Regions from separate parts of the Homo sapiens genome. Here all the other regions are linked to region 1. Evidence: read pairs that join two places in POLR2A ChIA-PET (ENCODE). Cell type or tissue: GM12878. All regions are shown on one strand. Each heading gives the region's core, and the rest is flanking DNA. Links, peaks and the distances in the headings are about the cores only.

Region 1 (8,003 bases), core at 2,009-7,008:
TATTCTGTAGACTGTATAGCCTACAGAAACTGTACAAACTGAAACACAGAAGACTAAAATAAAATCCCAAAACCTAATGACTTCTGGGAAAATATATAGCAGTATAACATATAACATTTGTGTAACTGGTGTCTGAGGGGGAGAAAAGTGAATATAAAAGAAAAACATTTAAAGCATCAAGGCAAACATTTTTTCCAAATTCCATTTTTAAAACTCTATCCAGAAATCCAAAAACTCATCAATCCCCCAAGCAATAGAGAAGAAAAATCCTTAAATGTATTACAATCAAATTACTAAATACTAATGATACCCAGAAAATCTCAAAAGCAGACAGAGACAAAACTTATATTGCATGTGTGGAACAATAATAAGAATCATCACGGAACTCTCATCAGAAACAACATGGGCTAGAAGACAATGGAGTCACAACTTTAAAGTGTTGAAAGAGAAAACAGGATGTATAGTCAAAGAAAATATAATTCAAAAATGAAGACAAAATGAAAATATGTGCAGATAAAAGCTGAGAGAATTCACCACTAACAGACCAACATTACAAGATAAGTTGAATGAAATCCTTTAGGCTGAAAAAACATATGTATCTAAAACATGTAGCTAAAGAAACATGTATCTAAGGAAACGTGTCTAAAGGAAGGAATGAAGAACACACCAAATGGTTCGAATACAGGCAACTGTAACAGACCTTTTCCTTGCTTCTTAATTTTTAAAACACAATTGATTGTTCAAAGCAAAAAAATAATGATTGTATTTTGGTGGCCATAGCATATTTAGAAATAAAGTACATGAAAAAAATAAGAAGGAGGGAGTATATGAAAGTGTACTGTTGAAATATCTTACATATGAAGTGTGCAATGTTAATTCAATGTGGATTGTAATAAGTTAAAAGTGTTTATTTTAATCCTCAGTAAAACAAAGTTTTTTAAAAAATAGTTTTAGCTAAAATGCCAATAGAGAAGATACTACTAAATATACTCAGTAATTCAAGTCAAGAAAAGGAAGGGAGAAAAAGGAATGAATAAGAAATGAGACAAATAGAGAACAAACACCAAATGGTGGACTTGTGGCCAAATATATTAATAATTGTATTAAATATAAATAAAGATTTTATTGTCAAGATTGTCAGATTGAATGAAAAAGCAAGGCCAAATGATGTACTGTTTGTGGAAGATAAACTTTAGATATGAAAAAATATAAAAATGTATTATTACAGTTGGATACTTTAACATACCTCTCTCAGTAATCAATATAGTTAGGGACAACCAAATCAATTTATATATAGACAATTTGAACAGCACTATCAATCACCTTATCCTAGTTGATATTTATTGAATGCTATCCCCAAAATTAGAAGAATATATATATTTTTCAAGTTCTCACAGGTAAAAGTATACATTAAATTCTTGTATTAGTAAAGAAGAAAGGTCACAATCAGTTATGTAAACTTCTACCTAAAGAAAATTTAAAAAAGAAGAACAAATTAAACCCAAAGTAAGCAGAAGTAATGAATAATAAAGATAGGGGTAGGAATCAGTGAAGTAGGAAACAGAAGAACAATAAAGAAAGCCAATGAAGCTGAAAGCTGGTTCTTTGAAAATACCAGTATCATTGATAAACCTCTAATCAAACTGAACAAAGAGAGACAGGGAGGAAGAAAGAAAGAAAGTCAGCACACAAATTCACATTTTCAGGAAAGAAAGGAGGAGGCCTGGCACAGTGGCTCACACCTGTAATCCCAGCACTTTGGGAGGCCAAGGTGGGTGGATCTCTTGAGGTCAGGCGTTTGAGACCAGCCTGGCCAACATGGTGAAACCCCATCTCCACTAAAAATACAAAAAATAGCCAGGCGTGGTAGTGAGTGCCTGTAGTCCCTCTTACTCAGGAGGCTGAGGCAAGAGGATCACTTGAACCTAGGAGGCGGAGATTGTGGTGAACCAAGATCGTGCCACTGCACTCCAGACTGGGCAAGAGAGCGAGACTCTGTCTCAATTAAAAAATTAAAAGAAATAAAACCTTTAGGAAGAAATATCAAGTTTACACAGACTTGTAGACAAATAGAGGAGGAAAAGTCACTTTCCAATTCATATTATGGGGAAAGAGTAACCTTGATACTAAAACTATATATGGACATTACGAAAAAGGAAATTAGAAACCAATAGCACTCATAAACATAAGCATAAAAATATATTTCCAAACCAAATTCATTAATTTATAAAAAGAATAATACAATGTATCTAATTATGGTTTAATTCAGTAATACAAGATTGATGTGATAGTTTAAAAATGTAACACATTAACAAGTTAAAGAAAAATCATGTGAGCATTTCGATAGATGCCAAAAATGTGTTTGACAAAATTCAATATCAATTAAAAATTGTTTTAAAACTCCCAGCTAACTCTAAATAGAGAGAGTTTCCAATCTGTTCAAAGGCATTTGCAAATAAACAAAACCCCTAAAAGCATAGAAAACATTTATACCTAACTGTGAAAGGATACTTCCCTTTCAGTATTGGATACAAGGAAAGGATGGCCACTCCAACCACTTATATTGAGTGTTAGACTTTAGAGACTCACTATGGTATAGCGCGGGGCTCTCTCTCTGCTTGGAGTACTTCTGTAATGCATCTAGCCTGCTGACCCAGGTAGGCCTTTGTCTGCTGAAACTTTAGCCAATGTGCATTCAGAACATCTATACCTACCCCCTAATGTGGAATAATGAGACTTCAGGGGACTCCATATAATGCACTACTTCTCTGTTTTTAGGTTATCCCCAATAAAACCTATATTATATCTGTATTTTGTTTGTGATACGTTTGCGTGGATACTGAATATATCCTGGAATTTATTCATACATATTTTAAACAAACATATTCTAAATGATGTTTATGAAAATTTATTACATGTATTATTTTTAGTAATAACAAAATATCAAAAATAAATAACTGCTCAGTAATAGAGTGCTGGTTAAATAAAGTAGGTATATCCAACAAATAGAGTGTTAGTCATAAAAAATCAAGAAATTCATTGTGTAACATGTAATGATCTCCAAGATACAATCGTAAGTGAAAGAACAATGCAAAGAAAACTATATAATTGAAAAATAAGGGATAGAGATAGGCAGATAGATATGTATTTATTTGTATATGCATAACATATCTCTGTAAGGATAAACAAAAGGAGTTCAGTATTAGTTAATTCTAGAGCAGGGAATTTGTTGCCAGAGTAACAATATGGAAGGGAGATTTTTGTTATACCTTTTCTTCCTTTCGAATGTTGAACCATCTTAACGTATTAACTAACCCAAAATGAAATCCAGTTTAAATTTAAAAAAATCTCGTTGCTGTGAATCACAGTAACATTTAGTTCTGTCCATGTAGTTCTATACCTAGCACATGGGATATCTCCTGCTGTTATGCATAAGATAGGTTGAAATGTGATAATGGGATTAGAATCTAGACAAGGGGATAGGATAGTGCAGACACAGATGATGACAATGAATGTTATGTGCCAAGTTCCACGACACAGTAAAAAAAATCTTTAATTTATATGAGTCAGACTTGAAGTCTCTTATGTGCAAAGCTGTGCTGAAAAGACATGTCGTAGGGACAGTTCTACAACCCCACCTTTCTTCCCTTGCCGCTACATGCCTGTCTTCCTGCTTAATCCTGCTGCCATGTAAAAACAGCTGCCTCTCACTTGTCCCCCACTTGACCTTATTTTATCTGATGCTTTAAAATCCCATTTCACGCAGTCAAAGCTAGCAAAGAAGATAAAGCAGGATTTAGAAGAAGATGGATAATAGAAGGGAAAGGAAGAAAAGCTTTCCTGTGATAAAAATCTGGAAATCTAACCACCAAATTGTAACGTAATTTATATGGGAAAATTCATTTTTGTTTTCTACACAACCAGAACATCAATAAAACACTTTGAAAGGTAACCTGTTTGTAAATTGAGGAACTTCTATGCTTATACTTCCACATGGAGGCATGAAGACTGAGTCACAACGGCAAAAAAAAAAAAAAAACTCCTCAAGATTGATACTTAGACCCATTTAGCAAGGAGGCCTTCTTTTTCTTGAAAATAAATATTATATTGAATTCCATTTACGTATAGTTAATGCTGGCCAGTTTGTGGAGATTGTGGAAAAGCAAAAAAAAAAAAAAAAATGTTAGCACAGGCTTCAAGGGACAATTCTAAAGACCTTCAAGACAGTGACTTCAAGTAGCTTTTTTCCCTCATCTATCACTGACACAAAAATATGTGAAACAGATGGTGGTTCTTGGCTATATATAGTTTTTGTTGAAACTTGTTAAAAACAGTTTGGATCATGATTAAGAAATCTTACCACCTCTTAGCTGAAACATACCCCAAGGTTTTTCTTAGAAGGTGTTAGAAAGGCAGCTGATGATTATAGTCAATGTTTCCTTCTTCTACAAATAAAAAAAAATCTAAAACCACCAATGGCCTTCTGGATACAAGCAAATAAATACACAAAATCAAAGACAACTGGGAGATGTTCATAACTAGTCTAGTTTTTTTATTGAATAAACAGCTGTACTTTGGGTTATTGACATACATATACATTATATGAACTCTTACTTTGACTTAACTTTTTTCTTGCATGAGTCATTGTAGTCATTAGACTGTTTACTGTTTCCTGTTTTGCCCTCCTGGGTGCTGAGTAGATTGACACGTCTTTGCTCCCTTGTGTTTGAATGGGGCTGTGTGATTCATTTGAGCCAGAGAGTTGTGAACAGTGTGTGGTGTGGCTCCCCTGGGCCTGTGCACTTAAGTACCAATGCCAGACCGCAAAAAATTTTTTGTTCCTTTGTCACATTAACCAGAAACAAGTAAGATAGTGGCCACTCTTGCAGCTGAGTTCCTTGACTGACCACAAGAAGCAAAGTTTCATTACCGAACTGTCGTGGACATGCATCAGGAGTGAGAAATAAAGCTGTATTGTTTTAAGCCCTGAAAGTTTTTAGTTTGTTTATTACTGTAGTGTAATCTAGCTTACCCTGACTGATACAGATCATGCTGAAGTCACTGGCAATAAAGCAACAGCCAATGACTTGCCAATGGAAAGGCAGAGAAAAGGAAGGTCTATTCCCAGAGAGAGCATTGCTTTTTCCACGTGAAACAGGACAAAAAAGCAAACAAACAACAAAACAAAAAACAAGTATTCCCAGGCATATATCTGCAATGCTACAGCTGTCCTTTAAGAATGACTCTCTTAATTATGCTCTCGTGATTGCCAAAACATAGAAGCCACTGGAACGAATTTGAGTAAAAAGGATTATGGGATCATTAGGATCTCATAAGTGAAGAAAATCTTAGGAGGTGGAGGAAAAAAACATTAAAAGAAAAACACGTAAGAAAATTAGAGAACCAGTTCAGGAAGTTGACTGGGATTTCTACAAGAAAGAAAAATGAAGGAGATAAATTAGGAATTAAATATAGTTTTCTAGAAATGAAGTTTTTAAAATTTCAGATTGAAAAAAATCCACTGAATTCTCTGCATAAAGATTGAAACCTAACAAGATACACCATGCTGAAATATCAGAATACTGGTGACCACGAGAGGATTCTAAAAAGTCTAGGAGAAACAGGGGTAGGAAGAAAGAAACTGAGAGAGAGGAAAAAGAAAGAAAGGAATGAAGGAAGGAGAAGAGAGAAAGGGAGAAGAAGAGAGGGAGGGAGGAAGGATGGAAGGAAAAAAGAAAGGAAGGAAGGAAGGAAGGAAGATTTCTGACAAAGCATCAATAATCATAATGCATTCTGTATTAGGATGGCATTAGGTGTTGTGTAAAATAGAATCAAACTATAAAATAGCTCAAACATATTAGTTTATTTCTTGTTCAGGTAAAAATCCAAAGTTTCTAGTTAATGGGCAGTTTTTATTTAGTACATCAGGGACTAAGGAACTTTCTTATATTGGGGGTTTCTGTTCTCTAGAATGTCATTATCACCACATTCAGCTGGAAAAATGGTGGGGGGAAGTATGTAGGAAACGTATTATTTTCTTAAAGCCTTTGATCAAGAAGAAAACACGTCACTTTTACTAAAACTGCATTAATACCAGAGCAATCATAACTATAAGCAAGGCTGAAAAAATGCAGCATTGTTGTGCAACATGGAATAAGAGGGACAGGATTTTTAGTGACTAGCCAGCAGTGTAGAGGGAGTAAGAAGGCCCAGTGAGTTCACTAGCAGTAAAGAGGGCTGGTTTCCTTTAGGATCTAAGAAAATAAAATGATGCTTCTGTGCAGGTGTGCAACTGTGCAATAAAAAGAGCATCAAATAGTAAAAGTTTGCGATGCTTGCTTGGAACTGAATCATTTTGATATGACTAATTAGGAAATATGGCTTCATGTGTATTATTATACTGGCACCTGCTGGGTGATATAAATTTGGTGGGTCTCTTTAGGGATATGTTGGCAATACTCCCTTTCTTGGAAAATGCTTAAGGAAGCTTCAGCTGGAAAGGAGACTCTCATGGGGATCCTGAGACACATGAGATTCTGGTTACCATCTTTGCATCTTTTTCTATCAAACAAACCACACTCTACAGCAATATCTGGAGTAGTGCTTCTGTCCTGTGACAAGAGTGGAGAATTATCTTCACATTTTCACCTGGAATGTATTTCTACCCTACAATTTAGTACTCTGCCAAATTACCAATTACACATGAGAATAGAATAAAGACATTTCCACATATGCAGTTTCAAAACTTTTTCTACCCATTGGCCCTTTCTCAGAGATATTTTGGAGGATGTTTTCTACCAAATTGAGGGAGTACGCCAAGAAAGAGGAAGACATAGGACACAGAAAATGGCTGATCCCTTCCAAGAGATAAAGAGAATTCCCAGGACGTCTGCTATTAAAAAGCCTCTGAAAGAAATATCTCTCAAGAAAGGAAATCAGTATATTTCTGGGTGTGTTTAAATGGTTGACATAAGATTTACACATCTAGAGGAGGAAAATTAGTGACAAGTAAGTGGAAGTTCATAGAACAAAAAATGGCACAAAATAAATCTCTAGTACAGACAATTGCTATTCTTCCTCCTTTCTTCTCTTCTCCCCACACATTCCTCCTTTTGTCCTCTTTCAATTGCTCCATCCTCCTCCTCTCTTTCTTACATCCTTCACTTTCTGCTGTATTCTTCAAATAATTTGAGATGCTTTATATGACATACATGCAAACACTAAAGGATAAAACAAAAACTGAGAAAGTTGGAGTAAAGGGGAACAATAAGTGCAAAAAACAATTAAATAAAACTAATTATTACCTCAGCCATGCAGAGGTAGAAAGTAGGAATTGGGAAGGCTTGCAAACAAGTCTCGCCAGAAAGTTCCAATGCCTATACCAGTTGTTTATTGAGGGTGTCCATTTTATTTTCTGTGACGATCACCTCATAATCAGAAAGAATGAGCCCAGGAGTGAGATTGGAGTTGGTCTTATTGCAGGTGAATGAGGAGCCTGTGGCCATCAGGCATGAAGTGAGATCCCCTCCTCTACACAATGCCAAGTTCTCTGTAAGGATCAAGAACCTTAGCAGCAGCTGAGAAAAGGGTCAATAAATATGTTTTAATCAGTAACATCTATATTTTATATGAAAATATAAATACACATGTGTTTTATTATTTTATACTTTGTCTAACTGGTGACATTTTGAGAGGTATTTATATTTCTCCATCTCAAATGTTTGTCAGTGATTTTGCTTATGATATATTCCTACAGGATGTATTTGGATTGATTGTGATATATATTAAATACATATATAAGAACATCAAGTTCAATGATATAATCATATAAAATAAGATAAGAAAAATGTGGTGCTCATTCTTAGCTCACAGGGTCTCATGGCTCATTTGCCCTTTTGTTAAATTAAAGGCAACACAGTCCAGTGAATTGTGCATAGACATGATAACCAACATCCTTGAATGAAAATCTTTGCTCTAAAAATTAATAAATATATTACTTTCAA
Region 2 (8,003 bases), core at 974-5,973, 160 kb after region 1:
GTGTTCTCTTTATTTTAAATGAAATCCAACGTCTTTCATTTAAAATATTTGAGTGCTACTTGTTGAAGTGTGAAATGATCCAGTGATAACCTCAGTTCCATTGCAGCACAAACTGCTTGCCTCTAAGCTGAATGGTTTCCTATGTTGAGATGCTTTCTAAAGGATGGTTTTTAGGATTTTTGATATCCTACCTCAGTGTCAACTGTTGCTCGCAAGTTCCTGCTGCTGAAATTGCAAATCCTACTTTTAGTTGGTTGCTTTTAATATGCTATTGCCTAGAAAACTAGACATGGGGGCTTATTTAAATTTAATATAAAATAATAAATTTGTCACGAATTATATAGAATAAAGAGATAATTTTATAGCAAAGAGGAGACCTAGGCAGCTTTTCCTAGCTGTTTATGTGCCTCTTCTTTTTAATATTGAAGCTCTTAAATTTTTATCCTAGCCTCTTTTGCAGGCAGTTAGCTGTAAGAAGTTTATTGAGCTTCATGGGACAACACTTTTCTTGTAAAATTAAGGGCTTGAGCTAGATGATCATTAAGGTCTGTACTGATTTCCTTTATTTTCCCGTATTCTAATGATGATTTATTGTTAATCCATTTGTCTTCTGATTTCTCATTAGAATAGTCCTGTTTTACTGATGCATAATAAGGCACTTGCATTTTAGAAGTTTGTAGGTTTTTGAAAACATTCTCATTTCCACTCTTTATCTTGTTTGGTTAAATAGACCCCAAATTTGATTCTAAATCACAGGAACAAAGTTCTTTTAGAATACCTAACCCATGGATGATTTTGGACATCTATTCTGCCCCCTTGATGCATGTGAATTTTAGTTCAGAGAAGAAGAGATCAGACTGTTTACTAGCAGGTTTTTTATTCACAGATTAAAACCGTAAACAACAAAACACACTCAGAAAAAAAGCTCAACTGTTTACCCACATCCTGACCCTTATTCACTTCTCTCCAGATCTTCCTGATCTTGGGGCCTTAGAGTATACTCTTCTGTCTAGGATGGTCTTTCCTCACTCTTCACTTGGCTGTCTTCCTTCTTGACCTTTGGTTCTCAGAGTACACATCACTGTCTTAGAAGCTGTTCTCTATCCCTCAGCCTAATGTTGAACAGCTAAAGATCTAAGGTCAGAAAGCGAACAGTGCATAGACAGTGGAGCTTGGTAAAATACATACTGGGCTTAGAGCCAGAGAATTTGCTTCTAGCATGGTGGGCGTGTCATGTAGCATTTGTGTTTCAGTTTCTTTAACCATTAAATGAGGCAGGCCACCTATCCATCCTTATTTCAGGAACCATTCTGCCATTACCATGAGAGATTAAATACTTGGTGGGATTTTATACCCAAGCCTCAGGTTAAAGTCCAAAGAAAGAGTCTTAAGTTTTCTGAGAGTCATTTATTCACCTGTTCAGCAAGTATTTTTGAGCATAATCCCTCCTGTCATGGAACTTACAGTTTAGTAGGGGTGACAGATGCTTAAAAAAAATACGTACTTATAAATTGTGACACCAGGCTGGGCGTGGTGGCTCATGCCTGTAATCCCAGCACTTTGGGAGGTCGAAGCGGGTGGATCACCTGAGGTCAGGAGTCTGAGACCAGCCTGGCCAACATGGTGAAACCCCGTCTTTACTAAAATACAAAAGTTAGCCGGGCGTGGTGGCACATGGGCCTGTAATCCTAGCTACTTGGGAGGCTGAGGCACGAGAATCTCTTGAACCCAGGAGATGGAGGTTGCAGTGGGCCAAGATCGCACCACTGCACTGCAGCCTGGGTGGGCGGCAGAGCGAGACTTTGTCTCAAAAAAAAAAAAAAAAAAAAACAACAACAACAACAAAAAATGAACAAACAAATTGTGATACCAGCCCTGCAGGGCAGCAGGGTGTGATGAGTACTGGCGAGAGTGGATGGAAAGAGGTGTCTAACTTTTAGATTGAGGGTTATGGAACAGTTTCTAAGACAGTGATGTGTATTCTGAGATCTGAGGGATAGAAAGGAAGACCATCCTTGGTCTTCGAGCAGGAGGAAGAAGCCTGCTCGAAGGCCCTAAGATTGGATAGCTCTGGAGAGAAGTGAATTAGGGCCAGGCTGCATAGGAACTTGTAGGCCACGCAGGTAAAGGGTTGAGACTTTTTTCTGAGTGTATTGAGAACTTGTGGAAGGATTTCAAATTCTGGCATGTCGTGATTTTATTTATATTGAAAAAAGTTATCTGGTTGCTGTGTAAAATAATTAAGGAAGTGGAATAGAGAGGACAATTGGAAGGCCATTGCCAGTTACTGCCACAGCACTTTCATACTGCCTCCCTGTTGGTAACAGACTTTATTGCTTATACATTCACTAAAATCTATAAGTAGATAATAAAAATAACACAAGCAGAGAATTTAGTCTTTTCACAGCACCTGCTCTGAGTACATGTAACTCACTTTGGAGACTACTAATCTTGGATCAGTGTGTCTCAATGGGGGCAGTTTTGCTTTCCAGGGAACATTGTAATTTTGGGTTGTCATAGCTTTGGAGGTACTCCTTGTAGAGGCCAGAGATGCTGTTAAACATCTTTCAGTGCATAGGTCAGCTCATCCACAAGAATTATCAGGCTCTTAAAATGAGAGGCTGGGTTTGAGAAACTCTGATACAGACAGGTGATAATTACAATTAGGATGGTGGTCATAAGTAGTTGAAGTCAAAATACATTATGCTGATAAAGATGTGTTTTAAATGTCTCATTAGTTAGAAAATCGCAGGTATGAACCTCAGGTCTCAGGAAAAACAGTAATTGCAGCTTTTTTTTTTCCTTTACTTTTTCTTTTTTCTTTTCTTTTTTACCTAGAGACAGGGTCTCATTCTGTTGCCCAGGCTGGAGTACAGTGACGCAATTTTAGGTCACTGCAACTTTGAATGCCTGGACTCAAGCGATCTTCCCACCTCCACCTCCTGAGTAGCTGGGACTACAGGCGCATACCACCACATGCAGCTAATTTTTCTATTTTTGTGGAAATGGGGTCCCATTGTGTTGCCCAAGGTGGTCTTGAAGTCTTGGGTTCAAGCAGTCTTCCCACCTCAGCCTCCCAAAGTGCTGGGATTACAGGTTTTTTCTTTCTCGTTAGAGCACCCATAGAACTAACTTATGTTCCAATTATAATTTTCATCTAAGGCATATATTCATTTGATTTCAATTTGTATGAATTTGATATTAGGAATAATTCATTACTTTTGATTTTAATGGTAATGTTTGCTGCAAGAATATGAGATTATTTTGAGGGATTTTTTTTTAACAAGGGATCAATGTTTTTGGCTATGAGGGCAAAGAGGTAAAATCAAGGTTATTATGTATGTACTTACATAATCATTTAAAATGTAACCATTTAAAAATGTAAAAACTATTCTAAGCTCATGAGTAGTAAAACAAATCAAAAAACCAGTTGGCAGGATTTGGCTCGTGAGCTATAGTTTGCCAAGCCCTGCTTTAAACTAACCATCTTAAGAGATAATAACTAATAACTAGGACATGAAGTAGCTATTTGAAACAAATCTATATTTGGATATATTGAGTATTTCTACAGATGATATAATCATTTCCTTTAGAATTTTGCCTAGAGATGTGGGAAGGGGTACCTTATATTCATGAAGGATAAAAGAAAATATTTCAACTTGTGTTAGTAAGGGTTACTAACCTTTATACATTTTAAATCTCAGTGGATTTTTTATTTGTTAGAGATTTTCTGTTTGAATTTCAGTTTTTAAAAATTGATAAGCTGCTGCCCTCTTGTGGGAAGCCTATGTCATTGTGCTTCTTTGTTACCTTTATTTCTTTGCTTTATGATAGATTTCAGTCTGTAAAATGCCACATCATACTCCTTGATGATCTTTACTTGGAAAAGTCACTCTGGCACTTAACCCGTTAATCACAGCAGTTACTTCTTAATGATGGAGTTTACTTATTGAATGTATTTCTGAAAGAAACAGAACAGTACATTTTGAAACTTCCTTCTCTTTGATGCAGCTGAGCCAATGGTTAAGTAGTAAAGCATAGAACCTTTTAAATGTATATGCTCCAAGCTAGTACTTTTAAACAGCTTTGAGATATAATTCACATGCCGTCCATTTTGCTCATTTATATTATACAGTCAGTGGTTTATTATATTCACAGATATATGCAATCTCTGCCACAGTCAATTTTAGAAAATTTTTATACCTCAAAAAGAAACCCTGTACCCCTTAGCTAATATCCTTCTATGCCTTTCTTGTCCTGCCCCACTTCCCCACCCCCAAACCCTAAGTTAACCATTAGTTTCCTTTCTGTCTTTATAGATTTGCCTATTTTGGACAGTTCATATAAGTGGTATATAATATTTGGTCTTTTGTGATTGGCTTCTTACCATAATGTTTTCAGGCTTCCTCCATGTTATATCATGTATCAGAACTTCATTCCTTTTATGTCTGAACGATATTCCATTGTATGGATATACCACATTTTGTTTACTCATTCATTAGTTGGTAGACATTTGAGTTGTTTCCACTTTTTAACTATAATGAGTAACATTTACAGAAACATTTATGTACACATTTTATGTGGACATATGTTTTGATTTCTTTATACTCCCAGGGAGTGGATTTTGTTTTAGGTGGTAACTCTGTTTAATTATTTGAGGAACTGCCAGATAGTTTTCCAAAGTGGCTGCATCTGTTTGCATTTCCGCCAGCAGTGTATGAAGGTTCCAATTTCTCCACATCCTTGCCAACACTTGTTATTATCTGACTTACTGATTATAGCCAGCCTAGTAGATGTGAAGTGAAATCTCATTTGCATTTCCCTGATGATTAGTGGTGTCTAGCATGTTTTTGTGTGCTTATTGGCCATTTGTATATCTTCTGTGGAGAAATGTCTGTTGAAACCCTTTGCCCATTGATAAATTGGGTTGTTTCTTTATAATTGAATTGTAATTTCTCTTTTGATTAATGTTTGCATGATATGTCTCTTTCTACCCTTTTACTTTCCACTGCCTATATAATTATATTTAAAGTGAGTTTCTTGTAGACAGTGTGTAGTTGGTTCCTGTTTTAATTCACTTTGCCAATTTCTGTCTTTATTTGGTATGTTGAAACTATTTTCATTTATTATAATTATTAATATATGAGGGTTTAAGTCTATTTTATTATTTGTTTTCATTTTCTCATTTTCCTGCCTTCCTATGAGTTACATAAACATTTTAAAAAAGTGTTTCTTTTGATTTATTTATAGTGTTTTTGAATGTATCTCCCTATAGCTTCTTTAGTGCTTTCTCTCTTTACACAAAAAGTTTGCAGACTCAAGTTCTAGACTTGAGGTGAGGGAGAAAATATTACACAGATTAAATTGAAAAATATGTCCTATCTATATCTATTATATGGTGGATAGCACCAAAAATGTAGGAAGTAGTCTTCCAATATTTAAAACTTATTATCTGATTCAGTCATCATTGACAGGCAAGTGGAATTTGAACATGAATCTCCATTATTTGTTTTTCTTTATTTTATCTTATTAACATAGATCCAACGTTTGTTAGAACTGAGCTCATTCATCAATTGCAACCATAGTTCAGCTGCAGATGTGAATTGTTTGAAAAATCAACTAAAATACTCTGTGAGAATCGACTGAGATTTATAATAAAGTACATCGTAGATTTTATTTATGAAATTGTGTGCTATACATCTTTTAGTAGTTTATAATAAATTGTGTACCTATGTGTATATATAATTCTGTCTATATAAGGACAAGTGTGTGCACGTGTAGTCACATATGTGCATATTGCCTCTCTCTCCTAAACACAGAGCAGTTGTTAAATAGTTAACAGCACACCACTGGGAGTATTACTATTACCTTGAAGTTTTGAGTTAAAAGAACTCACAATTTTAGTTTAATAATTCTAATTTGAGCAATTGAACAAACTGAACTGATAACCAGCAAATTTGTCACTGGTACCTTCCATTTTACAGTGTCATTGTCTTTATATAGTGGTCTGTGAGCTGCCCATGGAAGTCGATTATTTCAGGTAGTCACCACGTAAGTGACTGTCATTCAATGCAGTGATTTCATGAGTGCAATATTTCTTAGTGTAGACGAACTTTACAGTGATAATCACTAGGAGAATGTTCACAATTAGGTAAAACATTCATGAAAGAGTGCTCCCCCACTCTGTTTGCTTTTAGATTTAAATGATGGGGGTAGTATCTCGCTTCTGTTTCATGTCACGCTGGTATTGAAGAGAGCAGAAAAGAGATTATCTTTTGTTTGATACCTTAAGAATGATGCAGAACATATGCTTAATGTCCATGTTTTAAGAATAATCTGAAGCAGTGTAGCACAAAAATGGTCTATTATTTCAGGCCTAATATTTTTTAATATGTATTTCTATTTGTGAAATATTATTTAAGGACATTGCTTTAAAATTATTCAGTATTAGACTGTCTTCTCTGACTTAGTAGAGATCTTTTTAATTTCCTCCGCAGCACTGAACAATTGAAAATATGTATAATATTCCTAACTTTTTTTGCAAGACTTTATTTTTCTGATATGTTATTGTACAATATTTAATTCTAAATTTATTTCAATTTCTCCCCCTTCAGTTTAATGAGTGGTGTTAAGAATAATGTTGGAAGAGGGATCAATGTTGCCTTGGCAAATGGTAAGAACAATTATTTTAGCTTATGGATGTAATCATTGGGTATTTTTCTGTCCCAAAGTAAAATGCACTATCAGAGGATCAGGTTAGAAAGTACTGCTCTTGATGATAAAGCCCTCTGTCCCATCCCTGCCCTGCAAAAAATCTATGGGTGGAGACTTGGTGTCTAAGAATTTATAGCGTGTTTCTTGAAAGTATCCTAACTTGCTATGCAAGAGCTTCCATGAGATTGTCAGAAACCAAGCAGTCTAACATCACATTGATAAAATCTTGCTTCAAATTTTGGAATCCTAACATAATAGGAAGATAGGTTGACAGGATTAAAGGCGTATGAAATGACAAAGGATGGTGTAGGGGGAGGAACAAAGAATAAGAATGTATTGTAATTTTTCATTATCAGCCACATTCTTCTGATAGCTTAATTAGTATGAATAAGTTGATTGAATCCTGAACATCTCAAATTTTCCTTCAAAATCAAATCTGAAAACATAAAACCATAAAGTGAGGCCTAACTGCATATTGATCCTCTCTGTTCTGGTACAATAAGTATTCCATAAAGCTATGTAGGATGGTTATAAGATATATAGGATGGTTAGAAACCACTGTAGTTTCATAGTGTAGAAAAATATATTTTACTACTTTCACAGCAAGAGGTAAATTTTTGTTCTTCTGCTTTCTTCATTTCCTTAGGTAAAAGGTTCAACATCTGTCTATTTCATTAATAGCAAAAAATACATTTTATAGGGCAAGTTAATGTAAGTTTTATTGTAAAAACTGATTTAATGTAGAAAATGGCATCTGATTCAAGGAGATACTTCTTTTTTGTAAAAGGTTTACTTTTGAGTAATTTTAAAATAAGAGAATATGGAAACAACGATGAAATATATCTAACCGAATTGGAATGGTCTACAGTCAGTAATGAACTTCTATTTATCCTTCGGCTTAAAAGATTAATGAGAAAGTTCTATTAAGAAATTACCCTTTAAAAATATATTTCAGGTGCATATGATTCAGATTTTAAGTTCTCAAAGTAATTCTTTGAGATGAATTCACATCTCTCTAATGCTAATGAATTCACATCTTCTCTGCTAATGAATTCACATCAATCATTGGATGAGATTATTGGTCTTACAGTGTATGATATATTTCAGATGCATAATTTGATATGAATTTAATCTCTTTTAGGAAAAACAGGAGAAGTATTAGACACTAAATATTTTGACATGTGGGGAGGAGGTAAGCATAAATAACATGACTGTGTTCTTTTGCTGGCACTGACTTAATCACCTCAATACAATGTAGCCCATTAATGAGAGAATGATGATGCTATTTG
Region 3 (8,003 bases), core at 974-5,973, 150 kb after region 1:
ATTGTATGGTCCATAAAGCCTAAAAATATTTACCATCTGGCCCTTTTATAGAAAGAGTTTGCCAACAGTTGCCCTGTTTTACTCACATAAAAGTAGTTATTTATAGCAAACACAGTATTTTTTAAAAAATACCATGCTTTTGTTTGTAAATGCAACATCGGAGTAACCTACCCTAGTGACTCTTTGAGTTGTAGCATTCTTTTGATTTTAGTATTATCTCATTTTTCTCTTTTACTTTAAATGCTCTGGGGATAAAAATTTAATTTTTTACATTCTGTTCTTGAGGGGGTCTGTATTAGTCTGAGTTCTATAGAAAAACAGAACCAATTACATATATATATATATATATATGTGTGCGTGTGTGTGTGTATGTATAGATATAGCTCTAGATATATAGACATATATTCCTTATAATACATGTGGAGATAGCTTCATTTATATACAGGTATATGATTTGTATGTGCGTGTTTGTGTGTGTGTGTGTATATGTTTATTATAAGGGATTGGCTCATGAGATTATGAATGCTGAGAAGTCCAAGATCTGACAAGTTGGCAAGCTCTGACAGTCCAGGAGAATGAATGGTATAGTCTGGTCTGAGTCTGAAGGCATTGTCTCAGTTTAAAGATAGGCAAAGAAGGCGAATTCTCCCTTACTTATTAGAATCCCTTATTATTAGAATCATGGGAACTTTCTAAGTTGGTTGGGTTAAAATTGTCATTTGTCCAGCACTGAGTTGAAGTAGGATTGAATTGAATGATAGTTTCTCTATTTGTAGAGGATAACTTGTGGTATTTTCCTGTGGTTTAATTAAGTGCTGTTTGTTAATATTAAGTAGGTACATCAAAGGGTGTATTTGTACGTTTAATTTTCTTGTATCATTTCCATTTCAAGGAGGGGTTCCAATACCCAAGCTTAGTCATTTTGCCATACTGTTGAATTGCTGGAGTGGGTAGTTTGTAGCAATTCCCAAAGCAGTTTGCAAAAGCCAAGTTGATTGGCATGACATTTTGTCAACAAGCCTCTTATATTAGAGTGTGTCAGTGAACAGCTGGAGTGAAAAGGAAGTGGATTTGTTTGTAGCGTGAGCTTCTTACTTACCCTTCATGTGACCCTAGAGAAATCCCCTGATCTCATATATGCTGCTGTTTTAATGCCCCCAGCAACTAGAGGCTGGTGGGAAGATTACATAAAATAAGGGTGTGTGTGAATTGCACTGACATAAGTATGTATTCATACTTGGTTTATGTTAACTGGCAAGAAATCCCCCTCCTGGTAAATAATTTTTTATGACAATTTTGTCAATATAGAGTGATGTTTCTGTGGTTTATGTGATTTAGTCCACTTCCCAAGGAAATAATGGAAGTATCACTTGACCTTTGATTTTACTCTGTTGTTCCTGAAGTTAATTTATTCTAGAACAATGACTCCTTATTCACATAGTAGCTTGATTTCTACCTGAGTAATAAAACTTCACTAAATTAGATCAGAGTAGATAGTGGGGCCAAAGGAATGTTTAAATTGTCAACCATGTAAAGAAGTTTAGTACGTCCATCTGAGGCCCTAGTTCAGGCGCTCTTTCCAGCTGCAGTGTTTCATTGTCCAGCGACATTGTGGTGGCTGTCCTTGCTGTTGAATCTCAGGTGATTATGAACCTTACATATTAGCAACTGGATTTGGTTCAGTGACATATATTTATCAAAAACACTAAAACAAATTTTGGCCTATGTAACACTTTTTGGAGCAAATGTATAAATGTACTAAGTTGAGTTTTGGGGTTTTTTTTCCATCCTAAAAATATCCTTCTGTGACTCATTTTCTGGTTTTGGTAAGTGGCTCTAATATCTATATTTCTACCTTTTAATGAACATACTTATATATAAGCCCTTTCGCCTGTTGCCTCTAGATTTAGAGTTCTGAATTTCTAGCAAAGGCCTTTTTCTCCCTTTACTATTGTGCTCCTTTTCTCTGGACCTGTTCAATCCTTGTTTAATTATTGATGGTTTTCAGCCTGAAGTTTCCATTAAGTTTTTGCTTCCCTCACCCATACAAGATAATTGTATGTAAATATTTTCTTTGCTTTTACATGCCCCCTCTAAGAAGACAAATAGGAATGATTTAGAATTAGCACATTATCATCATACATAGATGCTCCTTGATTTGCTCTCAAATATATTCAATACTCCTATCCTGATGTAGATTCTTGAATCATTAATTTGCTTCTTAAGGAAATTAATTGAGGCATGTTATGGCTGAGATTTAATTTGATGAGATTTTAATTTAGAAATTTTACTAAATGTGAATTCTCTGAGACATTTTAATGGAAAACAGTTGTATTCAGCTAGACAATCATCATTGCTTATATTGTGGTCTTAGGGATGAGTTTAGAAACAGGTTTGTTGGGAGATACAAATGGGTGGCAGGTACATGCAGCATCCACTGCAAGGTGTGGCCTGAGCAGGCCATGGAAACAGTGAAATAGAACATCAAGTACCTGGTGCGTAACTGCTTATCACACTTTCAAAGAAATTTTCCTAGGTCACACTCAGATAAGAGTGAAGTTATTTTGGAAAATTAGCTGGCAGGAAAAGCATGTATATGTTATGAAAGCTGAGTTCAGTTTTGCCAGAAGCCAACAGAGGATTTATAACCAGTTGGGGTTTTCATTTAAAAAGCGGAGGTTTTTTTCTGCTTTTATGTGATGGTTTGTGGATACTTCAGTATCTTGTTTCCTTTTAGTATTTTCCTAGCCTGTGGCTAGGTAGTTGAAATAGATATATAACATTGACTTTTTCTATTACGTGGAAGCTGTTCAGATAATTAACAAAGGAAATCAATGACACACAACTCAGTTTAAGTGTTGTTTTTTCTTTAGGGTATGTTGTGCAGAAGAAAGAGAGCTAGCCTAAGAGCATTGGACTTTTGGGAGCTGTCCAGACTCCCCCGCCCCCCAGAACCCTGCTGAAGCCCACCTGCCTAGTCCAGTGAATAAAAAAAGTGCATGTCTCACTTCTTTTCAGTGTCCTTCAGAGATGTGCCATTATTACTATTTTCTTGACACATTCTGTGAATTACTAGATCAGGCAACAATATTGAAACATAAATATCAAAATACAATCTAAAATAGATATGTACTGCTGGCAAATGGGATTCATCCATCAAAATTTCCTTTTGAATTCCATTCCTTTACAATAGGTTGAGTTGACTGTGGAAGCTCTCCAGCTAAACTTGAATGTGGCTTTCTTATTAAACTTACTTATTTTTTCATTTTCTTTTCAAAATGTCACCTATTTTGAGTTATTTCTTAGGAGGAAAACACCCATGCACATACAGATTTTTTTCCAGCATCTGTTTCCTGTTGATCTTACAGTAATATCAAAGAACAGTTGATCCATTTGATGTATTAACATTACTCTGTCAATCATGATAATTGCTGGGATATTTAAAATTGCAGTTCTGTACTTCTTAACATATTATTTTACAAACTTAAATCGAAAAACATGAAGAGGTCCCTGGTATTGAAATCGGAAGCCCTTGCTGTAAATGCTTATGGTAGTGGCACTTGAATTATGTCATATCAAAAATGAAGTGGCATCATGTACTGGAGTGAGCCAGCTGACCTCAATTCCAGCCCCATGTCTACAAATAATTTGTTCCACAACTAGATAAGCAGCTTAACCTCTTTGGACATCATCTGCAAACTGAAGGTTTGGAGCTAAATATCAAAAGTTTCTTATAGATGCATAATCCATGAGAATAAGAAGGCATTCTCTTCTATTCACAAGCTTGATAACACACTTTTACTCTTTGGTCATTCAGTTAGCTGAAGACACAGCAGGGTAAGACAGACCCTCCTTGAGGTCTTATGGTCCAGTGGAAGACAGGCCCATTTTTTTTTTTTTTAATGCCAATGTTGGCATAATACTTAGAAATGTCATAAAATTTACTAGTTTATATGCCCCATTTCAAACTCAATCTAAGGAGGAATGTTTGCTCTAGAGCTAATGATATTTGCTTTTTGTTTTGATTTTTTAGGAGCATATTAATGAAAAGTGCCATAAACTGAAAAACCAAACATGAGGGTAGCAGGTAAGATATTTAATTTAGTAGAAGTAATTGTACTTTTTGTGTAACCTGTTTGTTAAAGAATAACTAAAGGAGAGGTTAAATAATCTTTATATTGAGAAGGTTAAACTGAAATAAACTAAATCATTCAGCCCTTTGTTTTTAGGTAGTTGGCAAATCACAAATTGGACATTTAGTCAGTATCACATAAATTTTTTTTTTTGTTCAAGTCTTTTGTTGAAATTACACATTGAGCTTCTTAAATCTGAAGATCTGAAATGCTCCAAAATCTAAAACTTTATGAGCAGCAACACATGATGCTCAAAGGAAATGCTCATTTGAGTATTTAGGTTTCAGATTTTCAGATTTGGGAAGTTCAGCTGGTAAGTATGATGCAAATATTCTAAAATCTGAAAAAAAAAAAAAAAAAACCTAAAGACTGTATATAATGCCCATATAAAGAATGGTTTGACAACCTAGGGAGGCTGATTTTTGTTTTTGCTATGTTCTAGCGTCTTGAGAAAAATGAGTTATAAAGTTTTAAAGTTTAAATGTCTCATATGTATGTACTTAAATTAAGATGTGTGTGAAGGATTCGATAAAATATGTGTTTTTGCTCAGTATTTGTTCAAGTTTAATCTGCATAGGTGAGTTTATGTGTAAGAACTTTAATCTGTTTATTAAGCAGCATATTGAGAAAATTGAAAAACACCATTAGATGTTCATAATATTAAGGTAGTTATATTTAAATATTCTAAAAAGACACGTTTATAAATAACTGGAGGGGCTGATGACCTCTTCCTGTGTAGTAAAAATAAGTCTGTTTTTCCCCACCCTTCCCATCAACCAAAGCCCTAGAAGAAATGCATACTTTACATGGAAATTTCTACTAAGCGTGTGCCCAACATAGGTAACTTGTAATTTCTCAAAATCAAGATAATTAGTCTTTTTCTTAATTGTCATCTCAGCAGCAAACCAATTATTTTCCTAAGGGAGCATCTCTTAGAAATGCCTAAAGTCAAGCTGGGTGAACAAACCAGTCTTCATACTGTGGTCATAATTGTGTAGAATCAGGCGCAATTGATTAAACATCATGATTATTAAACAAAGATAACTGAGGGCTGTTACAAATGCTTTTGTAGAAACTTGAAAAACTGAATCTCTTGTGAAATTATAAAGCAATTTTAAAAAAAGTAACGGTACAATTGTTCAAGAAAAATATTCTCAGAAACGAAGAACTTGTTTGTGGTCTAAATAAATGTGTTGCAATGTCTTTTTATGTTGCATGCGTGTGTGTGTGTGTGTGTGTGTGTGTGTGTGTGTGGATGTTCTTTGAGTACAGCAGGACTTACTATTTATGATGTCATGTCTCCAGATGATTTTTAAAGTACATTATTTAAGCATGGCAATTTGAAATAAAGTAAGTTTCTCTTTCTCACATAATTTTAAATTCATGTTATTTGAAATTAACTTTGTCATTTAGTCCATTTCTCTGGTTCTGACAATTCCCAGGTTAATTGATGAGTAATTATTCACTGAGTGCTTATTTTGTGTTTGGCACTGTTCCTAGTATAGGTCTTGAGGGAACTGCCTTGAATGAATGAATAAGGACAATTAGCTATTAATTTATTGCTTTTAACTAATTAATCTCTTCTAATTTTTTTAAAAAAATCTGATTGCTTTGAAATATCCTCATAGCCATTCTTCTTACAGTGAGGCATGAATGTCTGAAGTTTGTACTTCTTGGCTTGTGAAAAACTGGAGCACACTGATATTAGTGCAGTCTGTGACTAGGAGGAAGAGGGAATCTTATGGAAAGCTAAGAATGGGAATTGTGGTTGGTATGTTAGGCCCCATCAAGTCCAGAATGGGATGCTGGTCCTGGAGTCAGGCCAGCTTTGGGGGCGATCTCTGTAACAGAAGTTCCAGAACTCTAACCCCATGGAGACTGCTAGTTTCTCCACCTCTAACTTTTGTCTGCCTTAGAGCTTTTCTTTCCTCCTAGTTCCTCTGATGGTTCAGTGTAAGTGAACAGGTCTTGGTTTAAGACTCAATGTTGCCGCTGACTAGTTATGTGACCTTAGGCAAATGATGTAAAATTTTAGCCCTGTTTTCCTTATTTGTAAAAGGAAAATAATGCCTTGCAAAGTTATGCAAATGAGATTATACTTATAAAGCATTTAGTTCTACAGAAGACACTAAGTAAACGGTATATGTGAGTGTCATATATATATATATATATATATAAAATGTTTGTATATAGCTTTTTTAAAACTTTTAGGCTCAAGGGTACATGTACAGGTTCGTTATCTAGGTAAAATAAATTGAGTGTCACAGGGGCTTGGTGTACAGATTATTTCATCATCCAGGTAGTAAGCATAGTACCTGATAGGTAGTTTTTTGATCCTCATTCTCTTCCCACCCTCCACCCTCAAGTAGGCCCCAGAGTCTGTTTTTCCCTTCTTTATGTTTATATGTTCCCTTCTCAGTGTTTAGCTTTTGCTTATGAATGAGAACATGCACTATTTGGTTTTCTGTTCCTGTGTTAGTTTGCTTAGTGTAATGGCCTCCAGCTTCATCCATGCTGCTGTATATAGCTTTTTTTAATGTAGGCTTACATTTAGCTTGGTATAGAATTTAGAATGTTTGTGTTATCGTCTTGATATTTTAATTTTTCAGTTTTGAACAATGAAGTTTTCATATGACTGTTTTACAGGACAGGGAAAAGTTATCTCTGGTTGCATGTGCCTATGATTGCTAGAAAATAAGATGGTAAGACCATCATGTGACATGTAATTTTTGAGCTCTTGGTCTTAGTCTTAAATGATCAAGAAGGACTATGCCACCTGTTACCATTTATCTACTTAGCAAACAGTTGTTGATAGTATCAGTGTATACAGTGCACTTTGCTAGATCCTGGGGAGAAGAGTTCAAAGCCTAACAGAATTTTGCTCTCTTATGCACTAAAAATGTAGGCAACTTGTAAGTTGCTCTTGAAAATAGGAAGCAGATTTTGGAGGGGACAAGGTAGGAAATGGAAAAGGGAGGCAGGGATTGATTAGTATTATAGTTAGACTTCCTCATTGCTCTTTCATTTCTACATTAATAGTGTTTCTTTCGGATTTTTTAAGACTTTATTATTTTAAAGCAGTTTTAGGTTCACAGCTAATTTGAGAGGAAGATGCAGAGATTTTCTACATACTCCCTGTCCCGCTCCCCATGTAGTTATCAGTAGAGTGTTTCTATACAGAAATGAGTAGGCTGTGAGAAGCAGTAGCTCTCTGAGCATCATCAGTTCATTGAAGAGTCTGCGCACTTGGAGCTTTCCATGTAACTGTGTTATGAAGCATATGTGATAGGTACCAAATTATATCCTGCAGGAATGGAGAAGGCCTGTCTTAAGGTACTAAGGTATTAAGTATGAAGAGGAAGGCTTTGTTGATCGCCACACCAGGAGGGCTTATGTAGCTCCAGGAGATGTGTTGGTTAGTGATAGGACAATAAATCTGTAACATGTCACTTGAGAATTCCTCGCTTAGTGGACATTGTGGCCTTAGCATCCCCAGAAGTTCCACTGTTTTTGAAAAATCCTATCTAGTATTGCTCCTTATATTTATGAAGGATAAGGAATCTGCCATTCAACAAACTTGGTGGTGGTGTTCCATTAGTCATGACACTTTTTTGTTGTCAGCAACTAATAGGTAATTTTTTTGCATATAAAACTAGGCAGATGGTTCAAGCAGTCCTTTGGATAGCTAGATAATCTGAGAATTCTTTGATCAGGAAAATTCTTTATCTTGATGAATTGTTTGTATAATTTTTATGTATCTCATGTAAAATTAAGATCTAATAGATACAAAGTAGAAATGTATTGATCTTAAAAAATTTATAAACATTTTTCATAGAAATGCAAAATAAAAGTTCTGTGGGCTTACAAAGT

What was found. ChIA-PET counts read pairs that join two places held together with the same protein. Peaks named below come from ENCODE experiments on the same cell type or tissue, not always from the same donor. Only the 100,000 strongest peaks of a DNase experiment are listed, where the experiment ranks them.
Region 2: POLR2A ChIA-PET joins it to region 1 with 11 read pairs; 9 of 35 experiments call an interaction of 5 or more read pairs at or near these places.
Region 3: POLR2A ChIA-PET joins it to region 1 with 23 read pairs; 15 of 35 experiments call an interaction of 5 or more read pairs at or near these places.

Annotation. Positions count from the first base shown.
Region 1 is chr7:121,527,339-121,535,341 of GRCh38, reverse strand. No RefSeq gene overlaps it. Among named protein-coding and RNA genes, the nearest start is that of FAM3C, 140 kb to the right of the region's middle. In GM12878, for the core only: no CTCF peak of the experiment used is centred there; DNase peaks (open chromatin) are centred at 4,311 and 4,861; H3K27ac peaks cover 1,583 bases.
Region 2 is chr7:121,362,800-121,370,802 of GRCh38, reverse strand. It overlaps FAM3C (FAM3 metabolism regulating signaling molecule C), which reads left to right. Exons shown (of 10, transcript NM_014888.3): 6 at 6,615-6,673; 7 at 7,856-7,906. Among named protein-coding and RNA genes, the nearest start is that of FAM3C, 30 kb to the left of the region's middle. In GM12878, for the core only: a CTCF peak has its summit at 3,781 (motif pointing left); DNase peaks (open chromatin) are centred at 1,172 and 3,812; H3K27ac peaks cover 319 bases.
Region 3 is chr7:121,379,041-121,387,043 of GRCh38, reverse strand. FAM3C (FAM3 metabolism regulating signaling molecule C) reads left to right here. Exons shown (of 10, transcript NM_014888.3): 2 at 4,034-4,087. The coding sequence starts at 4,075. Among named protein-coding and RNA genes, the nearest start is that of FAM3C, 13 kb to the left of the region's middle. RefSeq lists a silencer at 1,547-1,744. In GM12878, for the core only: no CTCF peak of the experiment used is centred there; a DNase peak (open chromatin) is centred at 1,103; H3K4me3 peaks cover 1,227 bases; H3K27ac peaks cover 3,795 bases.